2 separate regions of the Mus musculus genome follow, and region 2 is linked to region 1. A link is a loop called in an ENCODE intact Hi-C map of the cell type or tissue named here. Cell type or tissue: gastrocnemius. All regions are shown on one strand. Each heading gives the region's core, and the rest is flanking DNA. Links, peaks and the distances in the headings are about the cores only.

Evidence for each region. Hi-C counts contacts between places; a loop is a spot of excess contacts. Peaks named below come from ENCODE experiments on the same cell type or tissue, not always from the same donor. Only the 100,000 strongest peaks of a DNase experiment are listed, where the experiment ranks them.
Region 2: a loop joins it to region 1, with 8 times the contacts of the local background. A loop is called at or near these places in 32 of 42 quality-filtered maps.

What each region holds. Positions count from the first base shown.
Region 1 is chr2:135,320,275-135,334,050 of GRCm38, reverse strand. It overlaps Plcb1 (phospholipase C, beta 1), which reads right to left. Exons shown (of 32, transcript NM_001145830.1): 13 at 11,357-11,441; 14 at 8,251-8,428; 15 at 3,684-3,751; 16 at 607-703. Among named protein-coding and RNA genes, the nearest start is that of 4930545L23Rik, 110 kb to the right of the region's middle. In gastrocnemius, for the core only: CTCF peaks have their summits at 3,629 (motif pointing right), 5,046 (motif pointing right) and 9,901 (motif pointing right); DNase peaks (open chromatin) are centred at 3,672, 5,102, 9,333 and 9,492; H3K4me3 peaks cover 365 bases.
Region 2 is chr2:134,542,313-134,558,341 of GRCm38, reverse strand. It overlaps Hao1 (hydroxyacid oxidase 1, liver), which reads left to right and starts at 3,990. Exons shown (of 8, transcript NM_010403.2): 1 at 3,990-4,146; 2 at 10,062-10,213. The coding sequence starts at 4,010. In gastrocnemius, for the core only: a CTCF peak has its summit at 8,382 (motif pointing left); a DNase peak (open chromatin) is centred at 8,379.

The DNA.
Region 1 (13,776 bases), core at 1,904-9,903:
ATTATCTTACCGTATATGAATGTGTATATTATGTATGTGTATGAGTGTATATGGCACTTCCATAAAAGAGTTTTCCCCTACTAGGTAACAGAAAAATGACTTTTTAAAAAATTTAATATGGATCCATAGTTAGGTGAAGGGAAAACTAAGAGTGATATGAATCGAGTCACCAAGTCACATAAGTACATGATATGAGCTGGACAAATGGAACTCGGGTGGGTTGGTTCTATTTTGAGGTATCAAGCTTGTCCAAGTTATTCCTGCTTCCCTTCTGTCATGCTTGGATGGTTAACATTATCACTATCTCACTAGTGATCCCATGGGGGTTGTAGTAAGACAAAGAGAAATGTGAAATTCTCGATCAGTTGGACAATATCTTTCTAGTATCCAAATATGTGGCAGAATATCATGTAATACTATCATATGCTTTTCTAATGTATTAAATATAATTATATCTTTGAAGTGTTAAAGTAGTTATTTTTCTGTAATATTAAGATGTGCAATCCAGGCAAATATCCAAGATGTCCAGAACAGAACACTCCTACCAAATTCTGACTACTTCCCGTTTATACACTACACTAGAGATTATTCTGCAGGAAGTCTTACTTTTTGAAATTTCAAAGGACTCAAACTTGACAGGCTGAATATAGTTCACCAGGTTAGACATCTCTTCTGTGGCCATGGCTTCGCTGCCAGCTGTCCCCTGGAAGCAAACATAAAAAATAATAAACATTTTCAGAGTCAGCCTTACACTATGCAGGGTTAGCTCCTCAGGAAAATGGAGCAGAAACTCCTTCCCTTCTGAAGAGAACGTCATAGATATCTACCTCAGGGGAGGGATGCAAGGCAGGCCAGCCTCATCACAAAGCCCCGGTGGCACATATGTTTTAGAGTTTGAAACTTGTAGTGTTTGCAGTGTTTGTTTAAATATAATAGATCCTTTGGGGACAAGATCTAAGTCTAACCAAACAATTCACTGAAAACTCACTGGCATGTTATACTTGCTGCTTAATTTTTTTCTAATGCTGAGTATTGAAACCAGTACATTACAATTTTTTAAAAAATCATGGTGTACAATTTTCCATGTGGGGTCAGCTCAGCCTTTCAAAGTTTTGAGGTTTTGAGCACTTTAGACTCTAGATTTTCTTCTTCTTCTTCTTCTTCTTCTTCTTCTTCTTCTTCTTCTTCTTCTTCTTCTTCTTCTTCTTCTTCTTCTTCTTCTTCTTCTTCTTCTTCTTTTTTGTTTTTGTTTGTTTGTTTGTTTTTTCGAGACAGGGTTTCTCTGTATAGCCCTGGCTGTCCTGGAACTCACTCTGTAGACCAGGCTGGCCTTGAACTCAGAAATCCACCTGCCTCTGCCTCCCGAGTGGTGGGACTAAAGGTGTGCACCACCACGCCCAGCTCTAGATTTTCAGATTATGAATGCTCACTGTATGGCTACTTTATGAATGTGAGAGATGGCAGGGTGGTTCTCAACATGTGAGTTGCAACACCTTTGTGGTCAACTGACCTTTTCACAGGGGTCACCTAAGAGCATCAGGAAATGCAGATACTTACATTAAGATTCATAAGAGTAGCAAAATTATAGTTATGAAGTAGTGGCAAAAATAATTTTATGGCTGGGGGTCGCCACATGAGCAACTGTATAAAAGGGTCGTTGTGTTAAGAAGATTGAGAAGAGTTGTTTTATAGGGATGCAGGGCCTCAGCCCTCTTCTGATACACCAGGTATCAGGAATGAAAATTTGTGCTAATAAGGTGATGCCCACAGGAACTGCTGTCCTGTATAGCAGAGAACACAGAGGAAGTCTACAGTCAGGAAATAAAGAACTCATTTGACAGTAATGGTTATCATGTAGGTAAACACTGTATGGCCTGAAAAAGAGATAATTAAACAAAGGTGCCTTGGGTAAGGACAGTGGGGCTCTGCAAACAATTCCTCTAGTTTGTGATAAACATTCCCCCTCCCTCATTGGTTCCTGTGTGTAAGGGTGTGCTGTATGACAGCAATATAGTGGTTTAGGTCCCAGAACAAAGCCATCTGATATTAAATCCAAAGCCCGCTGGTCAGAAGCTGCTCCACTATGGACAAGTAAATTACCTGCTGTTTAATCACCAGCAAAATTAGAAATATAAATCAGCCCTATAGCATGTCAAGTTTTATAATTATTACAAGTAGGATTAAAAAGAAACTGGGTGTTGTAGTGCTTGTCTTTAATCCCAGCGTTCAGGAGATAGAGGCAGGCAGACAGATCTCTGAGTTTGAGTCTAGGACAGCCAGGGTTACACAGAGAAAAACTTGTCTCAAAAAAGAGGGCATGGGGGGAGGAAAGAAGAAAGAAAGGGGGAGGAGTGAGCTTGGAACCGTGCTTGGCAAATAGTGAGATCTTGCATTAATTTAGATGCTATCTGCAATTACATATGCTATAATACGAGTTTTAATAAAGGAAACCCGCAGTCGTTACTTGCACAAGACTGGCCTCTAGAGATGGGTCTCATATTTTCTCATTTTTTAGTTTAGCAGAGAAAAATGCATAGAGATGAGGTTTCTTTGTGAAAACTCTAGGAGAAACATTCTGGTTAAATGCCAACTGGGAAATATTCATTTAAAAATAGGCAATTCTGGAATGATCCAAGTGTACCCTGAAGCCACTCTCAGACAGATGGAGCCTCAGTTATTACAGCCGTGCTCCTCTTAGAAATCAAGAGGAAATTTAGTGGGGACATAAAAAGCACATTTTAAATGAAGCTGGACACCGCGGTTCCCAGGTGTGGTTTCAGCTACACGGAGGCTGAGATGGAGAGACTGCTTTATCCCGGGAGTTTGAGACCATCCTAGGCTACCCAGTGAGACTCATTCATAAGGAAAAGGGTGCCAAATAAGAATAGTTTATTAAGCTGGGCAGTTGTAGTACACACCTTTAATCCCAGCACTTAGGAGGCAGAGGCAGGCAGATCTCTGAGTTTCAAGCCAACCTCGGTCTATAGAGCTAGTTCCAGGACAATCAGGGCTACACAGAGAAATCCTGTCTCAAAAACAAACAAACAAACAAACAAACAACAAAATGCTTATTGAGCTATCTGTAGTTAATACACATCTGTACTCCAAGCATTCTAGATATTGAAGCAGGAGGATTTTAAGTTTGAGGCTAGCCTGAGCTACAAAGTTAAGTCAGGTCAGACAGGGCTGCCTAATGATAGCATCCTGTCACAAAACCAAGTTAGCAAACACCTCAGTAAACAAATGAATATTTAAAAGAGAAGAGTTGCTTTTATTTACTATAAGGCTGCCAGTACAGAGCCAAAGCCTCTAAGAACATATTTGAATGCAGAGACCGTATAAATTTTGTGATATTGACTGAAAGAAAATCCTGAAGTCCTCATTGAACTATCACTGATTTGTTTGAGTTCTGGGCAGTTATTACTTTGAGCTGGCAGCATCCTTTAGAGAGCTAATATCAAGACATCACTTCAGTTGATACAAAATCAAGACAATGGAATCACGGTCACATTTCTGAACACTCCTTCAAACCCTATACTCTCTCTGGATTTCAGACCATTGGACAAATCATTTAATTGCCTTGGTCGTGGGGATGGGGAATGGAGTTGGTAATCCAATGTCCTGTGCCTATCTCTTTTGCCCACTAGATGGCAGAAGAGAATCGTAAGATATCCGTAACTCACCTCATCCATGGAAGACTTTTTACAGTCATCGTCGTCGTCATCGTCATCACTCTCCGTATCTGCTTCCCCTGTCAAATTTTAATCACAGATCACAATTTCAGTATTTGAAAGTTCAAAGAGTTCGCAAAAGCACACTGCCAACTTTGTTCAGGGCATGCACTCGGAAGGCTGACATTCTGCTCCTTTTAAAGTTGCTGTTTTCTTTCCCCAAAGATTTACATTTTCTTAGTAACAGAGACTTAACTTGACATTTAGACGAAACTTCTCTCTGTGCTTCTTACTATAATGTACATGTTCTCTCGTGGATGTCAATCTCCATGACCTTAACAGAGACAAGCCCTGCTTTCATTTGTTTTTCTGTCCAGTCCTCAGTCATGCCCCTTTGAAGTAACCCCTGGCCAGCACACAGCTCAGGGACTCAGGGACCAACCTTCTCCAATAAAATGACTTCACAGCGGTTGAAGAAGTTTATGAATGAAATCAGAAACTGCGGGGAAATGGTAGCACACACAAAGACTTGAGAACTGCCAAGTGCAGGTCAATCATCATATCTAAATAATCTACAATCATAAACATGACAGCATTCTTCGGCTCTAAGAGTGTGAGAGCCTGAGACAGTGGATAACTACGGTGTCTTGTGAACTCACAGTAGCTGTGGCAGCCAGACAAAAATCTAAACATGGGGAAGGGAGGGGAGCATGAAGTGTCACCCTTAAAGGAGGAGCTATTGGCAATTAATGACTTCTGGAAGACAGACAGTCCATTTTCTATGAGAGTTTAATCCCCTGGTAAGTTGATCGTGTTCCAGCAGAAGGCTGCACATGCAAGAATATTTGGGCAGCACAAGTTGGTACTGAAGAATTTAAAACAAACAAAGAAATGGAACACCCCGTTGGAAGGATGGAGAAAGGAGAGTGGATCTGGGAATTGTTGGGGGTAAGCACTATTTTGTAGGGAATTCTCAAGGAACCAATAAAGATTTTTTTAAATGATATCATTCTTTTTTTTAAAAGGGCAAGATGAAATAATCTAATGCAAGAAGAAAAAACATTGAAAAGCAATAAAAATAGAAAATTAAGCTTTAAAATCACTACACTTAAAAATCTATGCTAATCTGACTTACTTTAGCGTCACATTTAGCCAGTCATTGCAATTGGTTGATTCTACCCTTCTGCCTAGAGTTAATGGATAATTTATTCAAAATATCACATTAGTATTAAGTACTAATTTCCCCTATACTTCAAACTCTTTCAGTCGTGTAAAAATAGTTTCAAGGGAAAAGGAAAGCAGCCACAGTCGGTTTTCTTTCAATCACCCTCCCCTCCTTCAGTTTTTTCCACTGCAATAGCACAAATATTCCAGTAGATGGCAGGATGAGCTCATTGCTGAGGCAGAACTGAGTGCCTGGTACCTGCTCCCAGAGGGGCCTTCTAAAAAGTTGGCCACACTCTGCAGCATGGATGACACAGTGCCCACAGAACTACCTTCCAAGAAGCAACTCTGTGTTTTCATGTGAGGGACAGAGGTCAATCAATTACTGGATGGTAGTGAGGAAAGTAGGCACCAAACTTCTATAGAGGAGAAAGACTTCTGTGACCAATAACTGGATGGCCTGTTACAAAGGGCCACATAAGTCCTTAATGGTGCTGACTTAATAATTATTCGAACCCCATATACTTGCTTAAAAATGCACCCTGCTGTATAACAGATGCGTTGTTTTAGGGGGTTGCTACTTAATATTTCATATTCATTTTATTTCCTGAAGTACTTCTTTGTATTATTATTATTTTTAATGAAGGATGTGTTCTTTAATCAAGCAACATGAAAAGATGATTGCTGGAACATTCTACAAAATGACTCATGTAACAAAACAATTGTCCAATTACCATTTCAAATACACGTTCAGGCTGTAACTTGGGTTGTATGAGGAAGAAAAAAACTTCGTCTGCCTCTACTGTGAAAGCAAAGACCTGTTTTTTTTTTTTTCTTCCTTTGGCAAGCTTAACAAAGAAAAACAAAACCATACTGATCTGTCTTTTATGTATTAAGTCACCACAGAGGCTGTACATACCTAAGGGGCTTCTCTTATAAGACTTTGAGAGGACCCTGGAGAAATCTATTTGAACCATAAAAAAATAATACCCTTTTTAAAAGCAACACTAACAACACCCAAAAGTGGTATCTTACTTGACCCTTGTTCATTCTGGAAAGTGTGCTGGCTAAGGGTTGGCTCCCAGAAGAGGCATCCAGGCAACAGACTGACTTAGCTTTAAAATAAGATCCATGTTATGTGTTTGTTCCTGGTACTGGGAACATCCACAAACCAAATGATAAATTATCAGAACTCTTTATTCTGGGGCCTACTTACGTACTAAAGACTCCAAAACTACATGGCAATAAATACCGATTGCACACGACTCACTCCTGGCTAGCTTAGGGAACCTACAGAATTGCTAACAGATTGCTGCTTTTTCTCTGTATTAAGCAATTGTGTTCACTGCCTGTAGAAATCATTATTATTAGAGTTATGTATCTGGTTAATGGGAGAGAGAAATGGGATTAGATAAAAGCAGATGGCGCAAATACCCACAAGCACCCACGTGCAAAGGAAGGCACATTAGGACAGGTTGGAAAGGAAGAGACTTCTGATGATCGATCATCCTCACATCATACTGAGAAAAAATTTTCAAAAGGAAATCAGAATGATGTCATGATATTTGAAAAAAAAAACATATCTGTGAACCATGGAGGGGAATAGACCTTCTGAGAGACTTATATACTGTCTGTACCTTAGGGTGTCAATTTAAATAATAAGAGCAGTTGACAAGTGAGACAGACAATAAGACAAAAGGTAAACCAGGCCTAGTCAGGGCTTGCAGGTGTGACACACTCAGCAGAGAGGTAGGACACTTGCCTAGTCTGCAAAAGGTCAGAGCACAGTAGAGGCTCAAACAAGACAGACCCAAATTCCCAACCAGACAAGCAAGCAACCAACCAACTAAGCTGGCCACGTTCATGTTCTGATTGCCCCACTTTATATTTTAACATTCCAATTGTTTAAAAATCTTTTAATTTATGTGTGATAGGCATGGGGAAATGCATGACATATGAGCAATACATGGATTTTCAAAATATAAAGAAAATAGACTGGTCCAGAAGTCTGGTCTAGAGTCCAGAAGAAACTAGATTTCCTTCTAGTTCTGTCTAAGGCTAGCGGTTACCCTGACTTCTAACAGCTTATCTTGGTTTTGTTTGCTTTTTATACTCATACAGATGGAGCTAGATAGTATACTTTTTTTGTTGTTGTTGTTGGATTCTGTGTTCACAGTCAGTTATGCTTCTGTGGATAGCTGTAAATCACTCTCATTATATACATTATTCCTTTGTATGACTAAACCATGATTTGCAATCAGCTGATGGATTGCTTGCTGCCAGTGTTTGGATATTTTTAATAATATTGCTTATAGCAATTTTTCCATCTCTTGATAAATATCACTACCCATTTCCCATTTCTTGTTAGCTCTCTCCCTAGGAATAGAACTGGGCAGGGGAAGTGCATGTGTTTAGTTTTGGTTGATATATTAAGTATCTTTATTCTGTCTTTCCATCCCCCTTTTCCTTTCCTGGCTTTCTTCCTCTATCCTCCCATCCTCTGTTCTCTCTCCGTCTCTCTCTCTGTCTGTCTCTGTCTCTGTGTCTCTGTCTCCCTTTGTCTCTCTCTGTCTCTCTCTCTCTCTCTGTCTCTCTGCAATTGTCAGGATTCTGGGTAAGGGGGAATAAATTAGGCTCAATGGCAAATAACCCAAAGAAATCCAATGGCCTTTGAATTTTTGTCTCACAAGTGGTCAGTTTCAAACTAATGTGAAAGAAAAAAATGCCAATCCCTTTCATAAACAATGCAAGTCATTTGTCACTTCACTCTTTTTTTTTTAAGTGCTTTATAACACAGGGGAGAACTGCAAAGCCCAGAACCCATCAATGATTGCATTAGAAGTCTGCCAATCTCTTGTCTTCCCTTCTGCTGATGTGGTCGATGATGAAGTTTAGAAGCAAGACTCTGCTGAAAAGCAGATTTGCCTCACGTGAAAGCCAGTGTAATACCTACCCAAAGATGAGCTGACTCCTTATCTGACATCAGGCTGAGGCAGGAGACTGCCTTGAAATCTCTCAGTGGGCCTAACCGATAACTTGAGGCTATGAGCTGACAAGAGTTTCAAGTGGTGGTCAGAGAGTAAAGTGACCACAGAGGAAGGACTATAGAGATACAACAACATGACTAGCTTGGAAGCTGGAGGGAGGGGGACCTGTGAGCCGGTGGGTGTGAGTGGCCTCTAGGGCTTGAAAAATCCTTCCTAAGAGCTTCCCGAAAGACATCTTCGGTTTATTCCAGAAGCTTTCTCAGAAACCTTTCGACCTACAGAATTTGTGGTTAAGAGTGCCACCGAAAAGCAACACAACATAAACCATCCAAAGAGAGAAAGCTGAAAGCTGAAAGCCCTTCTAGGCCAATTTCAGAGCAGCAGATCTGCGAATCCACCCATCCTGAGCCTGGCAGCCCCTCACTCACCAGCTCCTGGAGACGAAGGCTCGAACACACTGGAGGAGTCGCTGTAGGTGTTGGAAGCTTGCTCTGAAAGCTTCTTCTTACCACTTCCCTCTGACGACTTGTGCGACTTCTTCTTGTTTTTCACCAAGATTTTATACATTAAATCCATAGGGCTTGGAAGAGGTACCCCAGATTCCAGCTATTTAAAAGAAAGCACAGCCTTTAAAAATACTGTCCTTCCTTCCAGGCACCTCTCTAATCCCACTGCTTTGGATAGCACAGCCTCTAGATTGGCATCTACTATATTCAGCATAGTTCACGAAAGCATTCTAATTGTGCCCTGCATTTGTTTTAAATAAAAGATGCTTTTAAATGACCTAACTCATTTTCTACAATGAAACTACAAAAAAAAAAAAAAATGAGGCCACGGAAATGTACAGGTAGATTTAATGGTCTGACCTTGGACTCTCAGGCATTTTCTGACGGGCCCTGCAAGTCCAATCATTTTACTGCAGATACATAAATCATCTCTGACCTGAGTCTTTGGGAAAAGGCCAAACATTGGACAGAAAGAATTGTTGAAGTTGGGTAAAAGTTTCCAAATAAGTCACTGTTTCAGACAAAGCGTTAGGGGCAGCAACATCTTGTGTTGGTTTCGGGTGGGCTTTTAGCATCAGCCAAATCAGACATAATTTCAGATTTTCCTCTTGCCCCTAGATCTGAGCTGTCTTACTGAGCCTTACTTCACTGTTGCAAGTTTGTCCATATACTGGGAAATCAACTTCCCATGAGAAGGTTATAAGTTACTGTATCAGGGAGCATGTGCAAGACACAAGACAGGCTTATTTTTAGAGAGGCCTTTGAAGTCCCACAAGCTGGCCCTCTATCCTTTGCTTGCCATGAGTCTGGGGACCAGTATGAACTCACTTGAAAATATGCAGATACTGGGCCAAAGTGTCCAGGAAGAAGAGGCTTCTTTAGGTTCTGGCTGCTCTTTGCCTTTATGAACAGGGATGGGGCTGCTACCCATCCACTGGGCAGGGTCCTCTTACTCAGGAGTCCCAGGGAGATGAAGAGAAGATCTTCCCTTGTTCTAAGCTGGGCCCCCTGAGGACCTGAGCCTGGGACCTGGAGTTCGTATGCTCCATGTCTTATATAGCTTCAAGCACAGAGAGCCAGGCTTCTACTGCTCTAGGCTTAAGAAGCTAAAGATGTATGGTGACATGGTGACAGGCTTTCAGTCTGAGCTTTAGCCACCAGTAGTCTGGAACTGGGCAGCTGTCATGATCCTCTGCTTCCTGCAGCAGTGATCAGCAGCAAGGCACTATTGCCTGCTTGTGCTCTATCTCCTGAAAGAGCTTAGGGTGTAAGGACCCAGAGCACCTAAAATCCTAGTATTATAGGTCTCGATCCTGGGAACTTAAGGCTTAGCTTTCTTTGTAACGATTTCTATTAAATACGGCCCAGTTTCCCTTCCCTGTTCTTTACAGTTCATTATTCGTCCAGCACCTTTGTTCCTCACCTTGGTCACTCTTTGGAATCCCAGTGTCATCTGGTGCTACTCTGCTGCTGCTCCTACCAGCTCCTCTTCCTATCCCCAGTTCAGCCTTAAGAGAACAGCAGGCTAGAGAATTGTCTTATGGACTGCTCATGCTGCAACACCAGGGGGCAGCACTGAAGGCCATCTCTCTGTGGAGTCACAGTTAAACAGCTTGCTTCCATTCTACAGTGGTGAAGGGGGCGTGGCAGGTGTGTCCGAAACCCATTGCATTGCAGAATTCCCCACACCAATTAAGTACTGTGCTTGCGCTAACCACAAATTTCTGCTGGGCCACCAGGAACTGTGCTCCCCTCTGCCGTGGGTGAATATGGCTGTTCAGAGGTCGCTGAGGCTGGTGATGGCGAGAAGTCTGGTGCCTGCTGTTTAACACAGAGGTAGCGAGAATCGTTTTGCTTTGGCAGCAAGAAGCTGCAGTTTCAGCACAGCTCCCTCAAGGCAGGCATATAATGCTCAGGGCTGTCAGGCTGCCATAAGGGCAGGCCAGCTGGCTGCTAACGAGGGGCTACTTGGCCGACAATCCTCTGTTCAAGCAGCCAGACACCCTGGGCAGGGCTCACAACTGTCCATTAGGGAATCAGATTTACTCAGCTCCCCAATATCTTGTTTAAAGGAAAAATAAGCAATAAGAGAGAGGCTTAAATAGTATTTAGTGACTATTTATTCTTTGCTGGATACCCATGGGGAGAGTTGGGGCATTTCATCGGTTCATGGATGCAACTGAAGTTGAGTGTTTTCTCAAAGGTAAATGTAGGTGGTGGACAGCAGGTGGCAGAAACAGGCTTAGGAACCAGTATTGCCACATTTTGCATTCACTTCCAAAGGGTGTGACAAAGATCCATTGGGGGGTGGGGGGAGATGGTGGTATTTACAGAGTGCTATCTCCTCTTGGACTGTCTTTTATGAGCTGACTCTCACTGCTGAGGACTTTGTAATCTTGACTGACAACTGAAACATTCTCTCCTAGAGGGAAAGAGGGAGGCTGATGATGTTCCGGAAGTAAGGGAAGTCAACAAATCTCACACACTCAGGAAGTTCCTGAAACCTACAAGCTTCTCAAGGCCTCTTTCCCTAATTATACCAGCAGTATGGACTGCTTGGGGTGGGGTGGGGTGGGGTGTGAATCGGGAGAGGACTGTTCAACCGGTCTAGCTGCTGACTTGTCAGGCAGGGAGCACCAGGGATATAGCATCCATGAGTTGATGCCCATGCTGAAGTGGGCTTTTGGATTATGTAGTTACCTTTGAGTTATTCACACCACTGTCAACAACCTTTCATCCATATTCCTATAAGTAACTCCCTGGTACCAAATTAGACTTTGGTGGAATTACTACTTTGGCTTGTCCTCAGTAACTTATTTGGGGGTTAATAGACATTTGTTCACAAACACTAATGGTGTCACTTTAAGCAGAGGAGGGATAAGGCTGGATAAAGAAAAGGAAACAGACACATATTTTCTGACACCAGTCAGCTCAGATCTCGCTGATCATATATCTACAGAGAGGACATATCTCCCCAGCTGTAACTGATAAATGTTCTCCTTCAAGGGAGCAGAGTGCAGCTACTTACTGGGTATTTTTCCAGTGGTTCCATCAGGAGGGCATCACCAAAGATTAATCGGCAATACTCGGCCATCTTGGCTTGTTGCTTCGGGCTAAGAGCAAAAAGAAAGAAATTATGGGGTTTATTCAGAGAGGTGTCCTTTGTATTACTAGCACAGAAAGAAGTCAGTCAGAATCAGTTTCCATTGTTATGAAGCTCTTTCCTAAACATCACAAGTACCCACACACTCACACACGGGCAGGAGGCAGGGTGGCTGTGCAGGGCTATTTTTAAGGTCACCGTACACAACCCAGACAAGGACACAACACATCATGTCCCTGTCTCCAGATTCATGAGATTTCTAGAGTTAAAAACTTTGTTCCTTTTGTTGGATTGCCTGGTTCTATGTCAACTGCAAGGCTCCTGGGGTTGGAATATTTTTGTGGCTCCATGTAAATTCTTGGATAAAATGTATCACAGCAACAGAAAGCAGAAACAGATTATTTATAAGGAATCAAGAGGGGAAAGAAGAGTGAGAAAGAAAGAGAGGAGAATAGATGGAGAGAGGGAGCTTCATATGTCTAGGAAACCATGCAGAAGTGTGTGTGTGTGTGTGTGTGTGTGTGTGTGTGTGTGTGTGTGTGTGTGCGTGCACACATGGGCGATGCTGGAAGGATACAGCAGGGTTGGCAAAGGCTGTCTCCAACTCTTTTCTTCCCTGTGTTTTGAGACATGGCCTCACTGTGCAGTCTAGGGTGGCCTGATGGTTGAGAACCCCCTGCCTCAATACCCTGGGCGCCAGGATGACAGGCACACACACACCTCTATGCTCAGATTTGCTTGTCAGCAACTTTTCTGTGCAGAAAGAGTAGAGCAAAGCAGGGAGTAACCCAGGTGGCTGCCAGGAGGAAACTGGTCTGACAGGAGCAAGAGTTCAGGGTTTTCTGAGGTGAGCTTCTGGCTCTGAACTGCTTTGAAACTGTACAAGGAGAAGGATTTTAACTGCTTTTGGAACCAGACAAAGGATGCTGAGAAGATACAACAGAGTAACAGTTGCAAATGCCTTTGAAGAACTACACGAGCGAGAGGTATATAAAGTGATCTCATGGAGAGGAGACGCCTGGTCTGCGGTTAGCCCAGAAACTGTACCTCCAGCCCTTGTAAAGATGCTGTTAGAGGGAACATCTGAATGCTTTCAGCACTCCTGTTTCCCTTGACCTTTTCAGATGCAATTAAAAACCCAGTTTTCTCATCTTGTGCAATGATAAACATCATTACACAGCACCCAGTACTGCTGGGTTGGGTTTACGATCTACAAACTGAGGGTCCGAACTTCCCCTGGTTATATTGCAATGACAAGCAAAAAAAAAAAAAAAAAATGTAGTAAAGAGAAGACTTAGTAACTATGATGCAAATGATGGTGTTTTACCTTAAATCATAAAGATTAGGGGCTGTAATTTGTATTTTGACTCCTTCCCTGAAGGGGAAGCCTGGAACACACTGTTTTCTGGGAAGGGACACTTAGACTGAAGCTCTGCTTCAGTGCAGGAGGAAAGTGCTCATTATAGCTGTCTCTAACAAAAATGAATTGTGTGCTCTATGGTCAGGTGAGCTTTTGGGGTTCAGGTGTCAACTCTCAAAGTTATTATCTTCTTGGAACTGCGGGGAAGTTAAAGGAAAGATTCCAAGAATTTGCAAAGCCCAACGCAACAATTTGAGATCTTTCTCCAGAGACAAAATCTTCTTATGTAACTAAAGCTTACTTCACACTGTGTGTATCCCAGGCTGGCTTCAAACTTGCAATCCTCCTGCCTCCACTGGGATCATGTCCACAGCAAAGCCTTACACTTCTACACTGTTCCCTGTCTTGCTTGAGCAGGACTTTACTGCATGGTTTACATAGCCCTAAGAGAAGAGGATGACGACTCTCAGAAGTGTGAGAAAGGGATGACCAACCCTTGACTAAATCCTGAATCATACTGGAGGTTGCACTTTAAGGACAATTCATTAGAAACTATATAGATGGGACCTTTGGGGCAGGCAGGGAGTGGTTGATGGGGTAGATGACTTTTGCCAGTGGTAACTTACACAGGAAGTCTGCCAGGTCAGCCTGCTCTTGGCTGCAGCTGAGAACAGAGCATCTGTGCTGGGCACTGTTCTAGGCTGCATTAAAGAACACGGGAACAACACAGAGAGCCTGCATTTTGAGCAAAGCTGTAAGGTAATCCTGATAAGAGCAACTAGTGAGCCACATACATGTGCCATTCTGATCACCTGGAGCATCAGTAAACTGCAGACTCATACTTAGAATCTATAGGGCAAACATGCAGGTATTTCTAAGAAGTTTCCAGAGAACATATGCTGTTGGTCCGAGAATGGCTTTGAGAAAGAAGTCTGTGTGAATACAAGGAGAGGAAGATGTAGGTATCCAAGAAATAAGTGAAATG
Region 2 (16,029 bases), core at 3,406-11,405, 780 kb after region 1:
CCTCATAAAACTGGAAAGCTTCTGTAAGGTAAAGGACATAGTCGATATGACAAGTCAGCAACCTACATATTGGGGAAAAAATCTTCACTAACCCCACATCCAATAGAGGGCTAATATCCAAAATATATAAAGAACTTGAGAAGTTAATCACCAAAACCCAAACAACCCCATCAAAAAATGGGGTACAGAACTAAACCGAGAGTTCACAACTGGAATCTCAAATGGCTGAGAAACACTTAAAGAAATGTTCAAAGTCCTTAGTGACCAGAGAAATGCAAATCAAACCGACCCTGAGATTCCACCTTATACCAGTCAGAATGGCTAAGAGCAAAACCTCAGGTGACAACACATATTGGAGAGGATGTGGAGAAAGAGGAACACTACTCCGTTGCTGGTGGGATTGCAAACTGCTATAACCACTCTGGAAATCAATCTGGAGGTTCCTCGGAAAATTGGAAATAGATCTGAAGACCCAGATATACCAATCTTGGGAATATACCCAAAAGATGCCCCACCATGCCACAAGGGCACTTGTTCCACTATGTTCATAGTGGCCTAATGTGTGATAGCCAGAAGCTGGAAACAACCTAGATGTCCCACAACAGAAGAATGTATACAAAAAATGTAGCTCATTTACACAATGGAATACTACTCAGCTATTAAGATCAAGGACATCCTGACTTTATCAGACAAATGGATGGAACTAGAAAATATCAACCTGAGTGAGGTAACTCAGACCCAAAAGGACATGCATTGTATGTACTCACTAATAAACTAATAAGTGGATATTAGCCAAAAAAGAAAGAAAGAAAGAAAGAAAGAAAGAAAGAAAGAAAGAAAGAAAGAAAGAAAGAAAGAAAAGAAAGAAGAAAAAATCCATACAGAATACAGAAGATACAGTCCATAGAATTCAAAAGGCTCAACAAACTGAAGTACTCAAGTGAGGGAGCCTCAGTCCCACTTGGGAGAGATAAGAAAGCAATCACAAGTGGGGAGGGGGGGGACTTGGGAGGGAAAGTGGAGGGGGCAGTGAGGCATAGAGGGGAAACTGACCTGGTATTGGGTGAGGGACAAGAACTGAAGCCCCGAGGGCTGGAAGAAAGAATGCAAACAGGTAACCTCAGGAAATAGGAGGTTGGGGAACACCCCCCTCCAGAATACACCAGAGATCTGGGAGGTGAGAGACTCCCTGAACCTACAGGGAGGGACCTTTGATGAAGTGCCCCACAGTAGGGAGAGGGAACTTATAGAGCCCATCTCCAGCAGAAAGACAGGACATCAAGTGAGGGATGGGGCTGCCATCTCAGTAACACCTCTGACCCATAATTGTTCCTGTCTGAAACAATTACAGGAATGGAAATGGAGAGGAGCTTGAGGAAAAGAAGGTTCAGTTACAGGCCTAATGTGGGATCCAGCTCAAAAATTAAAAAAAAAAATCTTAAGAAATTATAGTTTAGTGAAAATACCTAACAGAAAATGTTCTGTATTCAAAAATGCATTTTAAAAGCCTGCCAGTCAAGTGTAAAAACATCTATTACGAAAAATGGCCCAAAGGTTTCACAAAAATAGAGAATGAACAGCCACAATAATTTAAAAAGAAATGCCAAAGTAGTAATGGAGTAGTCATGGTTAGTCATGAAAACATACTTTGTACCTGGAAAGGGCTATCTTCTGCCATCCATGGTACCTGGAGTTCTTGCTTACCTTTAGAGCTAGAGAGTTGGAATTCTGAGTCTCTTTTGAAGCCAAAGATGATGGAAATGACTGATTTGTCCCTCATATCCCACCTGTCATTTCAATAAAATGTTTCTTCAAAGGGTAAAAAACAGAAAACCAGATATTCTCCTTCCAAGAGTCTAAAGTACATGTTGGATAAAAGTACCAAGAAGATTTAGCATCCTCATTGGTTGCTTTGATCTCAGGCTTATATCTTACTGGAGATTTAGGAGCAGGTAAGTGTTGCTGAACACAGTCATGTAGCTTGGAAACTATCAAAGGGGTTGGTAGTTGTTGGGACACTACTATTGAAATTTTTATTGTTGCACAAAGGAGAATGAGATGTAAATTAAGTTTTATTAAGGCCAGCATTAAAAAAATGAAAACTCGAAGCTCCCGTGTTTTGGCCACTGTGAGTAAGAGGACTTGAACATTTACATGGGCATCATCCTGATTCTCTAATTTGAGACCAGGGCTGCTGTAGCTGCACACAATTGTACCCTCTAGCCACGTGAGTGAAAACTGAACTTGCTTTGACCATTCTCTTCTTAAGCATCCTGTTGTGCAGGTTTTCTATATTACTTAGGGTTTTACTGCTGTGAAAAGACACCATGACCAAGGCAACTCTTATAAAAACAACATTTAATTGGGGCTGGCTTACAGATTCAGAGGTTCAGTCCATTGCCATCAAGGTGGAAGCATGGCAGCATCCAGGCAGACATGGTGCAGGAGAAGCTGAGAGTTCTACATCTTCATCCAAAGGCTGCTAGTGGAAGACTGACTTCCAGGCAGTGAGGATTTTAAGCCCACACCTACAGTGACACACCTGCTCCAACCAGGTCACATCTATTCCAACAAGGCCATACCTCCAAGTGGTGCCACTCCCTGGCCCAAGAATATACAAACCAGCACATTTTCCATGGGACTTTTAGACTATCTCTGGGAAAAAAAAAATGCAATATTTAGTCAATGTGGTTGTCATGAATTAGCAAAGTTTGTTTTTAAACTCCAACCACTTTTATTCCTAGCCACCAAGAGATTACTAAAATAATGTGAGGGCTATGCATTTCACAGTTTACTTTTTAAGACATCATTCTAAATCCACCAGTGACCTGCAACAGGAATGAAGGAGAATGGAAGGTTGGTTGGTTAGTTGGTTTTCATTTCATGTCTCTTCCTTTATTTCCTTTCTTGCCCAAACCCTAGCTCTCAAACAGTATTGTGAGCCACAGTCACAGGCATGGCTTCGTACAGCCCAGCTGCCTGTACCAAGTGTCTCATCATCGGCTGAGCAGGAAGATGCAGATGCTTATCTGGCATCTGGTTCTAGAGGATGCTCAGCTCTTGGTTCAGAATCATACTTTGAAAACTCTCTGGCTTCTACTTCCCTTCTTTGGTATCACTGAGATTTGACCTGCTTAAAGTTTATTAAACAGTACTAAACCACTCACCATCCTGATTATGTAAGATGCAAGGTACAAACAATAATTTCTAGCAGTTGTTGCAAGGGGCAGGCTGCATAAAGAAAAGGTTGTTTAATTTGCAAATTTTGAATCTGTTCTGAGCAGCAACCCAGACTTTGATCGACTTTCTTAACAATCCTGTTAATTGTCAAACTGGGGGTGCTAAGACTCCTTTGATCAACTTTCATAACAAGCCTGTTACCTGCCAGGCAGGGATGCTTGCGCCTCAAAGCAACGCAGTTGGTACATTCTCATAGTAACTTTAAATTGAGCAATTTAAAGTTTTGTTCATGCCGTTTTTATTCTTTGGTGAAGGTTGTTGGAGATTGACACTTGCAATTGCAGTTTTCATATGTTACTTACTTGATGCCTGAACCATTGGGGAATATTGCAATATATCTATGTATTCATCCAAACAGTAAATCATTGATAAGCCAAACAAATCGCCTTTGATGAAATCAAAATTCTTTTCCCAAAACAGTTTCAAGCTTATATTCATTACTGGTTTTATTTCCATTTTTTTCTCAGACTATTACTATGGACCCATTCTTTTAATTCATCCCCTGCTTTGTCAGTGTGACCAACCCTACCCGTTTCTGCTACCTCCTCAGCTCGACTCTACGTGCTTTCCACCACTGGGTGGCTAGCCTGTAAATGAAATGTCAAAGTCTAGGCATACAATGTTTGCTCATTTGATGTAAGCAAGAGAGAATTAAATATGAACTTTGGCAAAAGTCTATTAATAATTGACAAATAACGGAATTGTCTGGGGATAAAAAGCAATTCATGAAAACCCTCCAGAGTATCTGAGGTTGCCCTACCCTGCCACAATGTTGCCTCGACTGGTCTGCATCAGTGATTATGAACAGCATGTCCGATCAGTGCTTCAGAAGTCAGTGTATGACTATTACAGGTCTGGGGCAAATGATCAGGAGACGTTAGCTGATAACATCCAAGCATTTTCTAGGTAAGAAACTTTGCTATTTAAACTTGTGTTGTTATATCACACAAAGACATTGCATGAGAATGAAATGTAGTTTTATGTGACGGTATAAAAATGATTGCCTGGATTTGTGCTTCATAAGTAGAACATTTCCCAAATGTGACAAATCTGGATATCTTGAAGATTGATGGATTGGTGGCAAAAGCGAGCAGTATCTTTTCTTGAACTGTGCCAGTAATTAATTTAACTATACATACAGATTGTTATAATTGCTGATGGTGTTATTTGCTTTGTATTAGAGTGTTACAGAGAATACTTGTGTTGATGGACTAGGACAGCTTTAAATGGAACTGCCACCCTATCCAGTTGAACCCGATACAATTATTGCTTCCCATGTTCCCATCCTGTTGGCTTTCTCCATTGACATTCACTTTGATATTAGGTTGCCTACACTTTTGCTTCAGATTGCAGTAAGTCTGTGTAGCATCTGCCTTTTACCCTTGCTGCCTCATGCCTCCTGAAAAGTGCTTCTTCTCTCTTCTCACATTATTTCCCCCAGGCTTTCATGTTTCAGACACGAGACAGTAGGTGCTTGCTTTCTTTTTTCTCTTTTCTTTTTCTTTCTTTCTTTTTTTTGTGGTAAAAACAGAAAATAAGATAACTTTAAACGGGTATGTTTTCTTTCTTTCTCTCTCTCTTTCTTTCTTTCTTTCTTTCTTTCTTTCTTTCTTTCTTTCTTTCTTTCTTTCTTTCTTCCTTCTTCTTTTTTGTCTTAGCCAACTATCTGAGGGGGCTTTCCCATATCTCACTCTTTCCACGCCATTCCTCTTCCATTGTAGTCATGAGTGATGGCAGTGGGCAACGGGGTTCTCCATTTGTGATCACTTATTAAACGGAAATGGACGGAAAATATCCAAGGGTAGAAAATCTGCCTTCTTTCCTATTTCTTCTTTGATCTGGAGAAAAAACACTCAGAATTGCCTTTATTTTTCTGATTAGGAGAAATTAAATCATTGTAATCAAGGCAGTCTCTTGTTGGCAGCAGCCATGTTACACACAGGTTGGTAGCAGAGCATGGGTGGGAATAGTGTGGAGAGCAGGATGTCTTCCCAACCTCTGAAGTCCTTGATCAGGCTTTTTCTGAATCCTTCCTGAACACACAAATGCTGGGGAAGTTGTAGATGGGTAATTGGTTAATAATGCAGGAGCTTAGAGTTCTGAACTTTATCAATTATTATTATTATTATTATTATTATTATTATTATTATTATTGACTTCTTCAACATTTCCTACTCTTGTAAATGTTCCTTCTTGGGGTTATGCCACTGTGTCCCCCAGATAAATAGATTTCCTGAGTGCTCTCCTTAAGCCACAACTTAGCTGTTCTGGGCTTTTATAGCAAAAGACTTCCATGCCCTTGACTGATGTATAGAGCTGTATATGAGCATTGCTGCTGGTGGTCACCAATTCCATTTCTACAAAGCCTTCTCTACCCTTTTAGACACCTCAGCTCATATGGTCCAACTTATTAATTAATTCATTTATAGTCTCATCAAGTAACTCCATGTGATATCAGTCTAGCCATTCAAAACAGGCTGGGCTGGGACTTGCAGTCAACCTCCTAACTCTGCTTCCTGAGAGCTACAGGAATGTGCCAACAGGCAGGATAATTGATTGGATTACACTTTGAACTGTTTCAACAGACAAGATTGCTACAAGCTGAGGACCCAACAATGATACAGATAGAAAGTTCCTACCAACAGAAACTTGCATTTCAGCAACTATACATTGACTTAGCATCCATAAGTATAAATACACCCATGGTATTTATACTTCCATGGTATAAAATACCTCCCCACAACAGCTACCATAAGAGAAGAAGCAAAGAACAGTAAGACAGATTACCTTGCTGACACTAGAAATTCTAGAAACATTCTGAGGCATAGAAGTCTTGGTGTCCAAGTTTTAACCAACCAGAAGAGTCCCATGGCTTCTATGAATTCTGTAGCACTCCCAATAGAATACCATCCTAAGTGTGGATTAATTTTTCTCCATGGCACAGATAATACAACTGGAAAAGACAAGTGCCACATCTTTCATGGAACTTGATAATTCTGAGACTGCCATATCCAGGGATCCACCCCATAATCAGCTCCCAAACGCTGACACCATTGCATACACTAGCAAGATTTTATCGAAAGGACCCAGATGTAGCTGTCTCTTGTGAGACTATGCCAGGGCCTAGCAAATACAGAAGTGGATGCTCACAGTCAGCTATTGGATGGATCACAGGGCTCCCAATGGAGGAGCTAGAGAAAGTACCCAAGGAGCTAAAGGGATCTGCAACCCTATAGGTGGAACAACATTATGAACTAACCAGTACCCCGGAGCTCTTGACTCTAGCTGCAAATGTATCAAAAGATGGCCTAGTCGGCCATCACTGGAAAGAGAGGCCCATTGGACTTGCAAACTGTATATGCCCCAGTACAGGGGAACGCCAGGGCCAAAAAAAAAAAAAAAAAAAAAAAAATGGGAATGAGTGGGTAGGGAAGTGGGGGAGGAGGGTATGGGGGAGGAGGGATAGCATTGGAAATGTAATTGGGGAAAATATGTAATAAAAATAAATAAATAAAAAAAAGAAATAAAAAGGCCTTGAGCAAAGTTCTTCAAAGGACAACTGGTTCTTAGTGTTTGTACTCCAACAAATGTCAAGTCTGATCCCTTCTCTGACATCTCAACTTCTCCCTTGCCTTGTGGTTCTCTGCTTGACCCACAATCCCTTGATTTGTTCTATTGAGTTGGTCATATGCAACTAAGAGAATTTCGGCTGACTTTGGTCGCCTTGGCTTGATAGCAGGAAGGAAGTCACACTGGGCCTTCCCATTCTGTTTCCAATAAAGGCTACAAAACAATCAGACATAACAAAAGGTCAAAGGCATTTGTGAAGTTCATCCCCTTTCCTTCCCACAAGTATCCGGGAGCATCCTCACCAGCACTGTCCATCAGCACACAGATCTGACAACCACATTTTAGAGTTCTGGAAACTTGGGCCACTTGTGTGACCAACAGCTAGCTGGAGATGTTTCTTGGTCAGACTTGGGACTAGCATTAGCATGACCAGAAATAATATCACGAAAGGATAAATAAGTTGAACCACCCAGAAGAATGAAATTCTCTGCTGCAAATATGTAAGAATAAGGCAAAGTTCAGAATGCCAAGGGGCTTCATTTTGAATGGACTGACCGGACTGGGGTTAATTTGAGAAAGTGTACTACACCATTTCTTTTACACACTGACGTAAAGGAGCCTCCCCACCCAGGTTTGTCACATGCCCTGGCTTTTTTTGAAGGTATTCCTGATGGAGACTTCCTCCACAGTTCGATTATTTTGCAGGATCATAACTTCAGAATTAGAAGCTGCCCCTTTGCTGCTGCATCTTGATTGACACTGACAAAGGGGAGGTTTAAGGACAACTCTCTGGTAGATAAAAGCTATGCTAGCCCCAGTTTGTTACATGGGAAACACTGCAAACTCGCTAGTGGTGTTTTCAGTATTACATAAACAGAACTGTCACAACATCTCTCCGTTGATCCATGAAAAAAAAAAAAAAAAAAAAAAAAAAAACGAGGAAAGAGCATTTGCAATCATTTGCTTTAAATTTGTGGAGAGAAAAGTTAAGATGAAGAAACCCTGTGGTTTAGAGTTGTAAGTAGCCATAAGACTTCAGTGCTATGGAATTTGGGATCTTTCAGGGAGTGGCTATGTCTGCGGGAGCATGTCTCTCTCTTGAGTTTTGGATTATTTAGAACTTAGACCTTTGTTCTATGTGAAGTGTAGGCTGGGAGTCCTGTTGTAACTTCCTTTGTTCATTTTGGTTTTTAAAAAAGTTTGCTACTCAATGGTCCAGCTGTTCTTTCCATCTTCACAGGCTCTTCCCAAAGTAGACAGCAGTGAATGAAACATAAGGTTATGTCAAAGAGTTATTTGTTGTATAATTGAGGTGATAGCCATTTAAATTTGGGGTAGTTTTCAGTGAGAGTCAAAAATTCTTTGAGACTATCTCATAAAGCTATTGTTATTTGTAAAACACCCAAACCTGGAGGATACTTTACAAGATGTACCCTTCCCCATTTCACTTGATTTACTTAGTTTTGCCCAGAAATGTAGGTGTTGAAGAGTCTTTGTAATATTTGAAACAGAAAATGTATTTACAGAATGTGTGAGCATGCAATTATTAAGGTGACTGCGCCACCAAGTGGACGAGTGTAAGGTTGTTGTTTATTGACAGAAGGAGTCTTGGTTTGAGTGTTGTGTGTCCTCATAAAGTCTTCAATTGTTCTTTTAGTCATACGTAAATATTGATGTTAATGCCTTTCAAAGCCGGTGTGTCTGTCCCCTCTATTAAAATCTCTTCCTCTCATTCCAACAACACTCTTAGAGATGATTGGTAATGAGAAACCCCTCCATGGCTTCTGCCTCTCCCCCTTCACATTGGAGAGCAGACAATCGTGCTGTAAGTGTCCATGCTGTGCAGCAGATTTCCAGGAACAGAACATGTGGTGTGATGGAAAACCATGACAATTATGATGGTCAAAGAACAGCTTATGGAGAAACCAACCAACCAACCAACCAACCAACCAATCAACCAGTCATCCAACCAACCAACCTACCAACCAGCTAGTTTTAGAAACCAGATGCTAAACTTCTCTATCACCTCATTCAGGGATGGGTTGTTTTAGTTTACTGTGTGACAAATGTTAGACTGCAGACGTCGAGCAGGTCCTCAGGATAGAACTGTTTCTGCTGCTGCTGCTGCTGCTGCTTCTCTTCTTCCTCCCCCTCCCCCAGAGACAGGTTTTATTCAATGAAGGGCTTTCCCCTCATTTCTCCAATATGAAGTCACTCTTCACTATATTTGCAAGAACAATCTCAACCTCAAGAGAATTAGAGTTAAATCTAGAAAATCAATATACAGGACTGTTGGTTAGGCTTGTAAGTATGTCTAAACAAGGTATTTATTTTAATAATGTCTAGTTTTAGTCTGCCTGCAATGAGGAGACTAATTGACATAAGCAAATAGGAAATATACATTCTGCTGATAAGTTAGTTTCGCATAAGGTTTACTGATACAATTTGACTTATTAACTTCTGTTCTGATTTTGAGGAATCACAGAAAAAATCATTTACAATAAATTTCAAGAATTAAGAGTTTTAGTTTCTATTAAATATTCTGAGGAAGGGGCTTGACTAACAAAACAAGTAACCAAAGCTTATACTCTTAACCAAAGCTCTAACTCTTCTCTTATGTTCATTCATCAGCAGACACAGCACTTAGTTAATAACTTTGAAGAAAATATTCACAATTTTCAAAACAATTGCCTTGAGCTCTTCTGTCTTACAGAAGGAAGGTCCATACCTTCTCCAATCTGAATATAATCTCTAGGACTTTGTATATCATCATCTAAATCTGGGGAAAGTAAAATAAGATCTATATTGACCCCAAAGCCTATAAGGGGATGTTCATAGTGACTCTCTTTATCATCTATAGAAAATGGAACTATCCTAATGTACCCCAGTAGTGAATAAGCAACGAAGGTTCCCTCCAGGAGGTGAAATGGATCAGCCCGATGGTACAAGCTAGTGATGCACACACCAGCATGGATGGCTATCAAGGACACCATGTCAGGCTCAGAAGGCTGTCTACTGTAGGAATCCATCACACAAAATTCTTAAAAAGCAGAAGTATGAGGATGAAAAATGCAGACCAATGTTTGTCAGAGGTTTGAGGTAGGGAGAAAATTTCACTATGCAAGGAAAAGATTTGGCCTAATAAAAAATATTATTTTCTCTTTTAAACTAAAATGTGTTAAAGTTTTTTGGTTATACCTTTGAAATTCTAAAATTACATGTATTGATATTAATATTATTTTAAATTCCAGATGGAAGCTCTATCCACGGATGCTTCGCAACGTTGCTGATATCGATCTGTCAACTTCTGTTTTAGGACAGAGAGTCAGCATGCCAATATGTGTTGGGGCTACTGCCATGCAGTGCATGGCTCACGTGGACGGGGAGCTGGCCACTGTGCGAGGTAAGAAAAGAGAGACAAAGAGAGGCTTCCTTCTCGAACACCCTTCCTAGGATGCTTTTATTTAAAACAATTACATTCCTTGTTTTTCTTTACTTTATATTTTTCAATGATATATATATATATATATATATATATATATATATATATACCATTTCATATATATACATATATGCATATATATATATATATATATATATATATATATATATATGAATGAAACCCTTGGTTTTACCATCAACTTTCTAGATTTTGGTTCAGTGCTTGGTGCTTGGTGCTTGGTGCTTGGTGCTTGGTGCTTGGTGCTTGGTGCTTGGGTTTCTATGTCCTCTGCGAAACAGTGATCAAACTAGCAGTTGTTGCTTTTGGTTGTTGTGGCGGGGGGGGGGGGTGGAGGTCGGTCCACAGAAATTATACATGTAAACACCTGGTGCAGAGTAGTGCTCAGCTAATGTTTGTAATTTTATGAGTAGTAATATCAAGGTCTCTAAAAATGGAGATCCAAGAACTAGCTTTCCCAAGATCATAGATCTTGAGTGGCAGAGGTGGTGTTGTTCCAAACAAATGACTTGCATACTGAAAGAACAAAGGTGGAGACCTGGTTGGCTCTGATTTCTTCTATGGTATTGGAACGTGATTCTGTTTTATGGGTGGAGTCTTTCCCCAGTAGAGCATTTCCCACTGCCCCAGGAAGGAGCAAAGAGGAAAGGAAAAAGACTACAAAGAAATTTCTCTCCATGGCTAATAGATTACCTTCCTAGTTCCCTAGCAACACTGAATATGTGAAAGGCTATACATAGACCTCAGCATATTCAGCTTTACGACTAAGGACTGTGGCTGAGGAATCCTATTTAACCTCTTTTGATGCCAGGCAGGCAAGAGATGAAGGGCCAAAAGAGCATGAACTCAATGCTATTTAAAGCTTTTTAATTCTGAGAATTATGAATTAAATGGCTCTACCTTCTTCATTAAAATGTCTCCCACAGAACTCTGCCATGAACATCAAAATTTTGCTTTGACACAAAAAGGTTGTACTGCATCAGCTTAGGTCAGAGGCTGACAGCATCCTTACTGCTGGAGAACTACATGCAGCTGAGTGCGCTCAGAGCCCCAGGGGCTTAGTTTTGGTAATCCAGAAACACACAGCCCCTGGGATGGAGGTGGTGGTAAGTGGGAGACCAAACTAAACAAGTGTAGAGGGGTAGGTCCATTTAAAGAAACTTAGGGCAACAAAACAAAAGTGGAGAGGTGGGCATATTAGCTTAAATCTTGAATGCACCAAAATTTCCATAAATATCAAAAGGAAATATTCCATAGGATATTGTGATTTTTTTTGAAGTATTGAATAATAGTTGAGAAAATAAGAGACAGCAAAGGGAAATTTTCGCTCGATGTCAATGGCCCTAAAAGAAGAAAATGATACAAAGACAAAAGTAAGAAAATAAGAAATTCATGAATGGACACAAGAGTCAACGAAGGGAAATACTCCACTAATATGCAAAGGAATATAAGTCATTACCATGTATTTTTTTATTTTCTGGATGTGAGATCTTTATGTTAAGGTCATGATGTCTGGTGTGATTTGGGGGAAATGTTCAGTGTCCAACATAGATCTGAAGAATAGAAAGCAAGGACTCTAAGAAATAATGTGGCACTCGGTATCAAAGATTTTAGATGTGAATTCTACATAATGCTGTAACTTTTCTTTTTTTTTTTAAAGATTTGTACAAGAGTTTCCATGATTTTAACTTCATTTGACAGACCTTAGAAGAATTGACCTCTAATTCGAGAAACCATGGAAAAAATGGCAAGCATATCAAAAGAAACAAAATTTTTGAAAATGATACAGAAATTGATTGTGATCTCTGCCTTTTGTCTTAAAAAAAACTTTCCTTCTTTTTCCTTTTTTCTTGTTTTCAGCTTTTTACAAGAATTTATTGTATATCTCAGCCTGATCCTACTGCCTCAGCTTCCTTCCTGCTTGGATTACAGATATACTAGCTACCATACTTGAATTATTTCAATTAGCAGTTCCAATTGAAGTAAAGCACACAGTTGTCATGTTTCTATTAGTGGGCAGAAACAATGTTAGGGAGACTGTGTTGGAAGATGGAGATGCTTTTTGTAACTCACTAGTTTTTTAAAGTGCAGTGGGAGATTACTTCTGGGTTATAGCCCATCCTTATAAACTCTATTTGAACTATTGTTCAAGAAGCAAGTGATGGAAAATAGATTTGAAAGAGGAGGCAAAAATCAGGAAACAACTCAGAGGACAGAGCAGAGGGAAGCAAGTTTACCAGTGGGCAGAGCTCACCTGGTAAGTCACTGCGGGACCAGGGAACTTGGCATTACTGTCTGGTTTTGTGAACAAATTTCTAGAGTTTTCGAGAACTGCTTTCATAACCACTGATGGCACGCTGTACGCTCTAACTTCCTCCCTATGGGTCTGAAGCCCGTGATTTTGTTTGAGGACGGACTGGAGTAAAATGAAAACGCTTGTTTAGAGACTGTTAGGGAGTCATCAAATGTTATGTCCCCGGGCACTCACCATGAGCTGATATTAAGTGCCCATTAGTTCTTACCCTTTTAGATTTATTTAGCACAAAATTGCCACCTTCTAGGCACTTGCCTAAGTACACCACAGCTCTCGTTTGGTGTTCTCAGAAAACCCAGAGAAGCAACTACATTACTAAGCCTAGTTTACACATGAAAAACTGAGGCACATATAAGATGAGTCACTTGCTCAGGGCTACATGATTCATAAGTGACAGGAAGTGTCCAGATCCCAGCAGTCTGTCTCCAGAAAAGTGGCTCCTAACTACCGCGTGCTGCTTTGAAAATGCTCTGAAGGAGTTATAGCACCAGCAGGCAGGCGTTTATAGCTTTAGATTTGTACAAAGGAGGACTCTGGGACAGTGACACATACACTCTACCTTTGAATGAAGTGGAAAGGGCATAAGAAATAGGGTCGGGGAGATCCCTGTCTTCAAGAATCCAAAACATCTGAGTCATAGCATCTCAAGCTATAATACAGCTGTATACAAGAGAACTCCCTCAAGGACCTCTGCATTCTTCCAGTTTCCGTCTGTGTTCTCACGATCTTCTATGGTGCGTTGTTCTCTTTATTATTAGAATTAATCAGGCTATTGCTTGGTTCGTGCATGTGGGCGTGGTCTGTGAATTTGGCAAGGCTTGTGCATTTAGGTGTGGGGTAATGATTTTCTTTGGCAGGAAAAGGAGGGGGCCCTTGAGAGGATGCTGTGGGTGACTGGGGTATTTGAATTCATTACTTCTTCCTGCCACTGTTGGCTTCTAGAGAAATGTGGACCGAGATAATAGCTCTGTGAAGGATGTAGTTAGCCACAAGTAAGTTTAAGCAAGAATGGAGCAACCTTCATGTTTAGCCGATTACTATCTGAAATGCAGGAAACTATCACAAAATCAAGAATCTATTCATTGATTTATTCCATTATTTCCAGGAAGAATTAGACAATCTATATCTGATCCTTGAAAATATTGCAAAATCTGTTCAAGTTTCCATGGAAGAGTTTTGTCCACCTCCTAATTATCTGGCCCCTAAAGTTTGTATTTCCAGGGACACAGCCTACGTGAAGTTGGGGCCAAGTTCAAAGGACAGAGGTTAGTTTGTGATCTCAGGACAAAGTGTCCCCAACAACCTGGCAAATGAGAATAAATGAGGGTCAATCACATCTACAGGGAAAGGACTGGCCTGTGAAACTAGCATGTTCTCCTGACAGTTATAGATATAATGACAGTTATAGATATGGCCACAGCACCATAGTCTCACATACCCCTCGGTGATTTCCAGAGTTCTTCCAAGAATCTGACTCAAACACCCTTTACATTGTCCTGTCATCACTGTGGGCACAAATAGGCTTGACCTAGACCCACAGCTTCGATTCCATGTTTTCCCATTGTCTGATGGCTGTAGAATGCACTACACATTTTATTATTAATTTTGAGACGCAGTGATGATGCATACAGCATACCAGGTAAAATTCAGAGGCCCTTCACATATTAGTGAAGAGCTGCTAGTCACTGAATGTATGCGAGAGCTCTACATTCTTTAGTGTGGAGTCCTGAAATAAATGCTAAGGAAGTCCACGGGGGTGAAACATGCCACTTGCTCACTTTTTCCCCAGACCCCCAGGTTCCCAAAATCTTCCTCTTGCATATATATATATATATAACTGCTTTCAGAAAAGCACAGTCTATTCATAAGGAAAACCACTTTATTTTTGAGCTAATACTTTTGTCTTACACTTAAAGCAAGGACCTCAAAAATTACCTTTGAAGGCTAAGCTTGAGATATTTCATGTCCATAGAGTAGAGGAGGTAGGGAAACTAACCATCTATGCTCAGTGCTAAAGGCAGTGATTGCCTGTTTTATCCCAAAGGGGGCAGCCATGAACTTGCTTCAGCTGACTGTTCCTGAGAGAGTGAGGGAGTGAGCTGCCAGCTCTTCAAATATCTCAAAAGAAGCCAGCAATCTCATTTTTAAAAAAATGTACAATTTCTTGTTTATATACGTTGGCAAATATATCAAAATTCTTTAAAACGTTATTTGTGGCAACAGTGTGTGGGCCAAAACAAATACAACTGTTACAACCTTCCCGGGCTGTTCAGCAAGGACAACCTATTTATGGACGAATTCACCACCAAGTGGTTTTTGCATCTTAGGGCCGCTGCTCCTTTTCACTTTCTAAGGTTACTGTTTCCCCACTGATAATGTCCACTGCTTAAGAAAGCCTATGGTTTTGCATACCATGTCTCAAGGGGCTTGGGGCTGTTCTGAAGGACCTTAGAAACTTAGTCATCACTGAGCATGCCTGCTGTTGTAAATTTAGTAATTAAAAAGAAAAGTTCTTTAGGGAAAGCTTTCCACTGCTAAACAATACATGACAGAAAACCTGTCCGTGAAAAAACTGCAAAACAAAACCAGCTCAGCATGATGGCTCATGCCTGCAAGCTCAGCCTCAGGAGATGGGGCTGGGGGTTGCAGTGAGTGGGTAGCAGGTAGGGAGGGTTACATAGCAAAACAAAATGACCGCATCACCGTATCACCATAAGACTCAAGAAACAAAACCAGAGAAAGAAACCAATGCAGGTAGCACAATTTGTATGTTATGTTCTCTCAAATGTACATTACCTTATATCTTAGTAATTTATGTATGTGATTTGTATGAATGCAGGGATAGGCATTAAACAGAAAGAATGTGGAGGGTCAGAAGACAACGTTTAGGGACCTTACTGAACCATCGTACAGCCCTCTCACAATGAATTATCCTTTCCATTACATATTTGATGTGGAAAAGCCTAATTTGGTGAGAAAGTGAAGACAAAATGACCTCTGTCTGAGAGGCCCCTTGGTCTTGCAAACTTTATATGTTCCAGTACAGGGGAACACCAGGGCCAGGAAGCAGGAGGGGGTTGGTAGGGGAGCAGGGTGGGAGGAGGGTACAGGGGACTTTCGGGATAGTACTTGAAATGTAAATGAAGAAAATATCTAATAAAAAATTGAAAAAAAAAGAAACCAATGCAGATAGAACACAAGAATCTAGAAAAGCCCCAGAGATGCTAAATGATTTTTACACTTAAAAAAAATTAAAATTTCACCAACTACCAAAGACAGTTTAAAGTATATAGTTGGCCTCAAACATTTTCCTGGGGTTTCATGTTTTTCAAAGCATGCTTTAAGGCAGTGGTTGGAGAGCCAGGACAGGGAGTGAGCACCTGTGTGCACTTGTGTTTCTACTCACACTGCACCCCTGGGATATGAAATAGGAGTGGGAACATAT